2 separate regions of the Homo sapiens genome follow, and region 1 is linked to region 2. The links are chromatin loops, found by intact Hi-C in ENCODE. Cell type or tissue: dorsolateral prefrontal cortex. All regions are shown on one strand. Each heading gives the region's core, and the rest is flanking DNA. Links, peaks and the distances in the headings are about the cores only.

Region 1 (4,391 bases), core at 271-4,270, 53 kb after region 2:
GAGCTATGTAAATATTTTATAAAATTATAAAACAAATTAAATTTTAAAAAGCAATCCCCAAAAAACCAAAAGTCAAATGAAACAAATGAACCTAACTACATATGTAAGAGTTGGTGGCAGAACCACACAGAGGAGAACTATCCCATGTGACATTAAAACAGTAATTTGAGTGTACAGGCTAGCGAGATTTTTCCCTAAGGATTAAAAAAAAAAAGCAAAAACATTCACTGGACGAGTTTGGAAATATGAGCACTGACCAGATACCCAGCACACAAAGGAATCAGTGCTGATATGGGGGAATGACGACAATGGTACTGCGGTTACATTTCAAAGGGGGCATCCGTGCTTTTAGAGACATGTATTGAAATGTTTTTAGATGAAATGGAAAAAAAAATCTATCGGAGCCCAAGCTTAAATATAAACACCATCCATATTATGTGACAGAAATCAGGTAATATTTTGTGTGTGTGACACAAATCTTTGTCTATAAAGCAAGATGTCCCTTTACTGTCTCTTATTTTAAATACAGCATTCTAAACTGTAATATAATTTAAGGCTTGCTTTCTAAAGTTCTGAACAACCCTTTTGGATCTCCTGAAGAAACGATCCTTAATCCCAGCCCCACAGTCAAACTTCTTGACAAACCCCTTGCTAATTCAGAACTCAGAGAAGCGAAACCAGCCCTTGCTTTAAATGAAGGGAAAGGAGTGCAATGGTGAAGAAGTCTACTGAGCTCAAGCTTCTCATCCTCTCCCTTCCTGGTTTCTCTAAGCTTAGGGTCTAGCATGTGGTCACAAACACTCTAAGACTAAAAGAAGCAATGTAGTTAACCATATGAGCTGAATATAATCCTTTAAAACATACACATTTATGAAAAGTCATTTCTAAACCTTTTTTTTGCATCAATATTGTTTTATTGTTTAAGGTTTCTATTTCAAACAAAAACCCCGTGCTGCCAATCCATTATATCACAGCTCTGCTGGAAGGCCAGTTGGAAGCTCTGAATTACTCATTCATTCTTTCCTTGGTATTAAAAGGGAAGAACCTACCCAGGACCTAGGGGAGGGAGAAGTATGGCGCTGAGGGGTGACATGATAAATGGTATGGGCCACAAATCGCAGGTGCATGAGGTAAGAAGTCTTTAGCTCTGCCCAGAGGAAAGGGAAGGCTTAGTGAAGAGGAGATATTTATGCGAGGTATCAAAACTATTTTTTCGAGTAGAGAAGTACCCTCCAGTAATTGCAGGGTAAAGGGCCCTGTGGGAAGCGCCAGCCTGACTTAGCCAGCCTGATGCCCAGAGGCATGGCTGATCTGCCATGTCTTGTCTGTGAAATGAGGACAATTGTACCAGTCATTACCGAATTCTTTTGAGGGTTAAAACAACAAATGTTTTTAAATGCCTTGAAGCGTTCCTGACATACTATCCGGCTCACTGGTTGTTTGTTCTCTTTGTCTTCCACCCTTTGAGGCAGAAATGTAGAATGTAGGCATGTGCTTCATAGGAGTGAGGGTGTGTGTGTGTGTGTGTGTGTGTGTGTGTAAAAGACAAGGAGGCCACAGAAGAGGGTGGGGTCAGCCATGCTTCAAGGTTGTGGACTTGACCTGGGCAACGAGATGCCCCCTAAAGTATTTTAAGCAAAGGACTCGGTCCGTAATGGAAAAAGATCATTTCCATATAGTTGCATGGATGATGGACTGCAATCACACAAGGAGGCTGTTAAAAACGTGGGCAAAAGTGAGCATGGTCTGAATACCAGCAGTAACAGTGGGAACTGAGAATAATGGGTGAACTCGAGATAATTCTGAAGGTGTATTTCCAGGGCTGGAGATAGGAGCTTGCAGTAATACAGGGAGAAGCGGGAAGCAGGTTAGAAAAGAAACAAACAAACAAAAAAACCCTGAGATACCAGATTGGAGAACAAGATGACTAATATTTTCTAATACTGACTGTGTAGCTCTACCCTGGCAAAAAGCATAGGGAAGAAAAGAGCAAAAATCAGATACACAGCATTGAAAGCCTCTGTAAGAAAATGCTACACGCTTAAAATGTGCACATGGTGTGTGTGCAAGAAGGGAATACTCCACAGTGGCAGCTGGAAAACCTTGGAATGTGGCCCCCCTGGACTTCCACACATCCACCGAGAGCAGCTTGCAGGAGAGGAGAAGGGGCTGAGAGCACATGCGGCAGTGGCAGGCCTGGGACTGGCGATCTGCCTCTGGTCTGCACCCTCCCCTCCAGGGCACAAGAAGCTCAGCAGCTTTCTTCTTTTTGCCTTTGCTGCCCCCTGCTGAATGCTAGTAGATCAGTCTTACTCAAAAGTTAGCAACAAAGATGAAAACTTTATCAACGTTTAAATGTAGAAAAGAGGTCCTGCTCACCTTCACAGCCCACAACCATAAATCACACAACCTGTCTTCTTTCATTTTCAGAATCTACCCTTTTCTGCATAAAGCACCTGAGGCCAAAGAACATATCATTCCACAACAATTACACTGTCTTCTCTAAAATCTGACCAATATTAAGAACTTTTTCATTATTAATTTAGATATTCATACAAAGCACACATACATAGCAATATTATGTTTTGTTCCCCTCAAATATGGAATAACCTGTACAACCTAATAACTCATCAAGTAACAGTTTTTAGGAGACCCGATTTATATCAATTGCATTTATTATACCAAATTATATTTAAAATGAGTGTTTCTTAAGTGCATTAAAAATGTTCTCCTGGCCGGGCACGGTGGCTCACGCCTGTAATCTCAGCACTTTGGGAGGCGGAGGCGGGTGGATCACGAGGTCAAGGGATCGAGACCATCCTGGCCAACATGGTGAAACCCCATCTCTATTAAAAATACAAAAATTTGCTGGGTGTGGTGGCGGGCGCCTGTATTCCCAGCTACTCGGGAGGCTGAGGCAGGAGAATCGCTTGAACTCGGGAGGCAGAGGTTGCAGTGAGCCGAGATCGCGTCACTGCACTCCAGCCTGTCGACAGAGCGAGACTCCATCTCAAAAAAAAAAAAAAAAAAAAAAAGTTCTCCTAAGGAAATCAACTAGATGGGGTTCCTACAATACCAATTTAGTTAGCAAAATGGTTATCAATATGTTTAGTAAAGCTTTTCCTACAGATGATAGAAATCTAAACTTTAATTCAACCCCTTCCTGACAAATACAAATTCTAAATTCAGAGACAAATTAACCTGACCTCACTCTTTTGCTTTATAAGAACTATGTTATTGATCCTTCTCTGAAGGTCCACGGAAGAGGAAAGTTGATTAGAAATACAAGCCTATATCTAAAATAGCAGAATTAAGTCACAAGTTAGAAGCCTGACTTCTCCACTCTTGGCAGTGCCTTCTCAGTCACAAGCTGTTTGACCGCCCTAAAGCCTGTTTCCTTATCTACACAATATGTATTTGTTGAGAAAATTAAACAACAGATATAAAAGCAGTGTGTACAGCCCGGTACACAGGAAGGGCCGATGCATGTTAGTTAAATCTGAATGTCCTCTAACTGGTGACTTAGAGGCATATTTCTGTGACCAGTTAATTACAAACCTGAAATTTTTCCTTTGGAATGTTCCTCCGGGCTCCTTTTGCTAAAACCAAAGCCTCTTCTACTCTGCGGCTTGCTAGAAGATCCTGTATTTGTTTTTCCAAAGGTAATGGAACCAAGATGTAAACTCCTTTACTTGTGGCAACGATCACTCTTCCTGTGAAGAAATTCAGCATTGTTGGAAAGAGAAAAAACACACTGCCTGCAAAAAAACACACTGCTTTCCCCAAACTGGATCATTACCTGATTTGTTCAACAACTTCACCATAGTTTTCTCAAAGGAATTCCTACAAAAATTATAAATTATAATGCTTTTCTTTTTCCCACACTGTCAACTGTCAGAAAAGGGCAAACTCTTACTATGACATTTCCAAAGAATAATATCTTGCTTTCTTTTTTTGCCTTTTTTTTTTTTTTTTTTTTTTTTTTTACTGAGAAATGCTGGTAAATGTAAAATCAGTGTAGTAAACGCATAATACATAGTCCAGTGAAGATGCAGAGTTCAATCAGGGAACATTATCAATAAGAATACACAACATTTTTAAAACATTCTTTTCCCTCCAAGTTAGTTTATATAAAATTAAAATTTTAATGTGATATTTTGAAGCATGAGATAATATTTCATGCTCATCTGCCAACCAAAAATACCTCCAAAGTCTTGCCATTAATGTATTCATCTCCCCACAATCCTGCAAGTTAACCTGGCCCATGGTCAACACTGCCATCCTCATTTTACCTGTGAGCCCCTCCACAGGTAGTCTGTGGAAGAGTCAGAACTGCAGTCCAAGACTAGCTCCTACTACTAAGCTTCCAGATTAAAACTGGCTCCCTTCTG
Region 2 (4,391 bases), core at 290-4,289:
CAGAAAATTGAGATGAAGAAGGGTCATAATTTTGGTCTGAATGAGAGATAATTCCCACTTATAAATTAACACACCAGGTTTCTGATTTTTATAGCTCAGAAAAAGTTTGGATACTGGTGCCCACCACTGAGAGATGAACCCATTCTGGGTGTGTTTGGGAAGGAAGACCAAGGATTGGTTGGGTCTAAACTGAAGTATAGCATCACCAAGACACTGCCACTCCCAGGTCCTCTAAGCCTGCTCTGAGGCCTCCTGGCTTCTTACATTGCCCACATTCCTCTCAGTGTGAGTTATCTGTAACAATGACCACAAGGAATTTAGAAAAGAGAAATTTCTTACAAGAAGAGGTGCATCCAACAGCCAGATGTCCAGGGTGGATAAATGGCGCAGGCTGGATTTCCCCCAGCCCAGGCGATGTGACTTCAGACCTGAGCTACTGAACACACTCTTGCCACATCAGTGAGACAAAATTAAAATTATATTTATCTTTTTGAAAGTGAAAGCAAGTTTATCAAGAATGTAAGGAATAAAAGCTCATTTCATTTACTTTTTTTTTAAGAGACAGGGTCTCACTCTGTTACCCAGGCTGGAGTACAGTGACACCTTCTTAGCTCACGACAGCCTCGAACTTCTGTGCTTGAGCAATCCTCCTGCCTCGGCCTCCTGAGTAGCAGGGACTATAGATGGAAGCCTGGCTCATTTTTTTGTGTGTGTAGAGATGGGATCTCTCTATGTTGCCCAGGCAGGTCTTGAACTCCTGGCCTCAAGCAATCCTCCTGTCTCTGCCTCTCAAAGTGCTGGGATTATAGGCATGAGCCACTGCACCCAGCTAACATTGTATTTTAAAAGGCCTTACCTTTGGGGAAAGTTCCCTTCTCCCAGTCTGTGCTTCCAGAAGTAATAGTATAGCAGCCCCACAGTTATCCAAGATGTTACCATTAGGGAAAACTGGGTGAAGGACACACAGAATTTCACCATAGTATTTATTATTATAACTCCATGTGAATTTACACTTATCCATGTGAATTTACACTTATCAAATAAAGTTAAACAAACAGACTTACAATTTCTTTTAAAAAATTAAAACTTAAAAATGTATACTTAAAATTTGCTAAGAGGGCAGATCTTAGGTGAAGTATTCTTACCACCAAAACAAAATGATAATACTAGAAAAATGGCAGGAGAGAGCTTTGGCAGGGGGAGTGGGATATGTTTTTGGCCTTGGTGGTGATGGGTTTCTGGTATATTGAGATGTAAATTTGTACAGCTTTTGACATGTCAGTCATTCCTCGATGAAGTGGGGTTTTTTAAAGCTAAACAAATATTATAGCAGCAGCATCAACTATCACTTATTCATCTACTCAACAAGCATCCAAGTGTCCTCAACAAGGACACTTACTGCATGCCAGCCACTGTTGTCAGTACTGGGAGATAGCAGAGAATGAAACAAGCAAAACCTTTCTCTTGTGGAGCAGGATTCTAACGTTAGTTGGCTAGACCAAGGCTTCATTCCGACAGGTTGCTGAAAACTCAAGTTATTACATAAACACTAACTACAAAGTGTACTTCCTCAGTTTCCTCAGAAGATAGCTGATTAGGTTTTTCTGGGCTGCTTGACAAGACTCAGACAGTATTTGTGAATATCAAGCTTTGTCCCACGTGGTAAATAAACTTGTTTAGAAACACCTGTAAAGCTTAAACGCGTGCTTTCTTCAACGCGTTTGGAAACTCTAACCCCCTTCTCTTTTGTACTTTTGCTTGCTGTCCACTACAGAGGGTCCAAGCACGAAGCTGTGCACAGAGTCGCTCTCCACAGAGATGCTTAGGATGTGATCCATGAATCGCAAATCCCAGCTAGTGCTCACAAAGACGGACATTTCTCCCCAAGACCATTCCAGTGCCCCAGAGGTCCACAGACATCCAGGAAGATGCAGCCAGCAGACAAAGAATGGCAGCCACCCAAGTGCTGAGGGGAGCCCTCCCGGCCATTTCTGTCCCAGCTCCAAGGGTCTCTCCACGATGGCCTGCAACAGCACGTCCCTTGAGGCTTACACATACCTGCTGCTGAACACCAGCAACGCCTCAGACTCGGGGTCCACCCAGTTGCCCGCACCCCTCAGGATCTCCTTGGCCATAGTGATGCTGCTGATGACCGTGGTGGGGTTCCTGGGCAACACTGTGGTCTGCATCATCGTGTACCAGAGGCCGGCTATGCGCTCGGCCATCAACCTGCTGCTGGCCACCCTGGCCTTCTCCGACATCATGCTGTCCCTCTGCTGCATGCCCTTCACCGCCGTCACCCTCATCACCGTGCGCTGGCACTTTGGGGACCACTTCTGCCGCCTCTCAGCCACGCTCTACTGGTTTTTTGTCCTGGAGGGCGTGGCCATCCTGCTCATCATCAGCGTGGACCGCTTCCTCATCATCGTCCAGCGCCAGGACAAGCTGAACCCGCGCAGGGCCAAGGTGATCATCGCGGTCTCCTGGGTGCTGTCCTTCTGCATCGCGGGGCCCTCGCTCACGGGCTGGACGCTGGTGGAGGTGCCGGCGCGGGCCCCACAGTGCGTGCTGGGCTACACGGAGCTCCCCGCTGACCGCGCCTACGTGGTCACCTTGGTGGTGGCCGTGTTCTTCGCGCCCTTTGGCGTCATGCTGTGCGCCTACATGTGCATCCTCAACACGGTCCGCAAGAACGCCGTGCGCGTGCACAACCAGTCGGACAGCCTGGACCTGCGGCAGCTCACCAGGGCGGGCCTGCGGCGCCTGCAGCGGCAGCAACAGGTCAGCGTGGACTTGAGCTTCAAGACCAAGGCCTTCACCACCATCCTGATCCTCTTCGTGGGCTTCTCCCTCTGCTGGCTGCCCCACTCCGTCTACAGCCTCCTGTCTGTGTTTAGCCAGCGCTTTTACTGCGGTTCCTCCTTCTACGCCACCAGCACCTGCGTCCTGTGGCTCAGTTACCTCAAGTCCGTCTTCAACCCCATCGTCTACTGCTGGAGAATCAAAAAATTCCGCGAGGCCTGCATAGAGTTGCTGCCCCAGACCTTCCAAATCCTCCCCAAAGTGCCTGAGCGGATCCGAAGGAGAATCCAGCCAAGCACAGTCTACGTGTGCAATGAAAACCAGTCTGCGGTTTAGGGGGTCAGGGGGCCACAGAGAAGGGGCAGCTGAGCCCCAGTCCCAGGGTGGATCTGTCCTGCTCTGTTCCCTGGCATGTTGGTCATAGTCTGCACTTTGTGGTGGCAATTTAAGCACAAAGGTACTCATTTGTAATCAGATGAGCTGCAGCTCCCAAATTTCAAATTTTGGCACGATGAATTATTTTTGTTTCTCTTTGCAGAGAGCCAAATATGGGGCTGATGGGAACTGCAACGTCATTAAGTCAAAAATGGAGTGGGCTGGGGAGTGCAGAAGTTGGGCAGAAAGGGAGGAGGAGGGCAACAGGGAATGAAGCTGGTTGAGTGTGGGGCAGGAGGACTGGTCAGTCACAAGAGCTTCAACCTGCCCTGCGAGCCCTCTCTGCACCTGCTCAAGAGAAACCCTGAGAAACCCCAGTAGGTGTGAGCTCCTGGGTGTTCATTCATTTTGTTTGACACCAGGGTTCTTCAGCTATTGATGTTTGTGGTGTGTGGGGACTCACATGAGGTTCTTTATGTTGATCAGATGTGCATTTCTTCCCATGCCTAAGTATCTTTTCTAGAAAGAAACCAAAATCACACGGGGAAGCAGAGTGAGCCTCTGTGCTTTGAGCTCCCTGCAATGACGCATGGGAGGCCTCAGAGGCTTGAAGCCCAGAGAAGGTCCTGGGCAGCCCAGCTGAAGTGAGAAGCACATCCGGGAACTCCTGCATGTCCCCAGCGCCCCCCACCTGCTGGGCCCACCCCGTCCCTGCACCCTGAGGCCACTAGGCCTCCCTGTCTGCTGGAGAGCCCCTTGGCCCTTCCCTCTTTCCTCCACCCCTCTCCCTGCCTCCCTTCGTTTTCCTCCCATCCATATCCAGTGTGCTATAGCTCACCCGCTGAGCAAGCATCTGTAGTGACCTGCTTTCAGTGTCAGCAGTGAGCAGGCTGGGCTTAGTTTACACATTTCCTTTGGACACCCTGGAGCTCCAGAGCCCTTCAACCCACCAAATCCACTTCAGCACTGGACCCGCTGCAGGTGCCACACCAACGAGCCCAATTCTCGGGGTCCCCACTGGTCTCTGTGTTCCTCCTACCTCATTCAGATCCACTGCTGCCATCCTGTTTACCTACTGGGACCAGATCCCAGAAGTGAAGTTGCCCAAAGGGGGCTTCTCTGCTTGTGCTCTATTCGGCCACCACCAGGGGTCCCCACACTGGCATATGAGGGTCCTGAGTCCAGGGCATAGCACTGAGCCCACTGAGCTCTCT

What was found. Peaks named below come from ENCODE experiments on the same cell type or tissue, not always from the same donor. Only the 100,000 strongest peaks of a DNase experiment are listed, where the experiment ranks them.
Region 1: it touches region 2 in a loop (2.1-fold over the local background); 6 of 110 quality-filtered maps call a loop at or near these places.

Annotation. Positions count from the first base shown.
Region 1 is chr2:105,292,798-105,297,188 of GRCh38, forward strand. It overlaps TGFBRAP1 (transforming growth factor beta receptor associated protein 1), which reads right to left. Exons shown (of 12, transcript NM_004257.6): 4 at 3,559-3,713. Among named protein-coding and RNA genes, the nearest start is that of TGFBRAP1, 35 kb to the right of the region's middle. In dorsolateral prefrontal cortex, for the core only: CTCF peaks have their summits at 2,300 (motif pointing left) and 2,506; a DNase peak (open chromatin) is centred at 2,234.
Region 2 is chr2:105,239,840-105,244,230 of GRCh38, forward strand. GPR45 (G protein-coupled receptor 45) reads left to right here and starts at 1,904. Exons shown (of 1, transcript NM_007227.3): 1 at 1,904-3,628. The coding sequence starts at 2,020. The coding sequence ends at 3,138. In dorsolateral prefrontal cortex, for the core only: no CTCF peak of the experiment used is centred there; no DNase peak of the experiment used is centred there.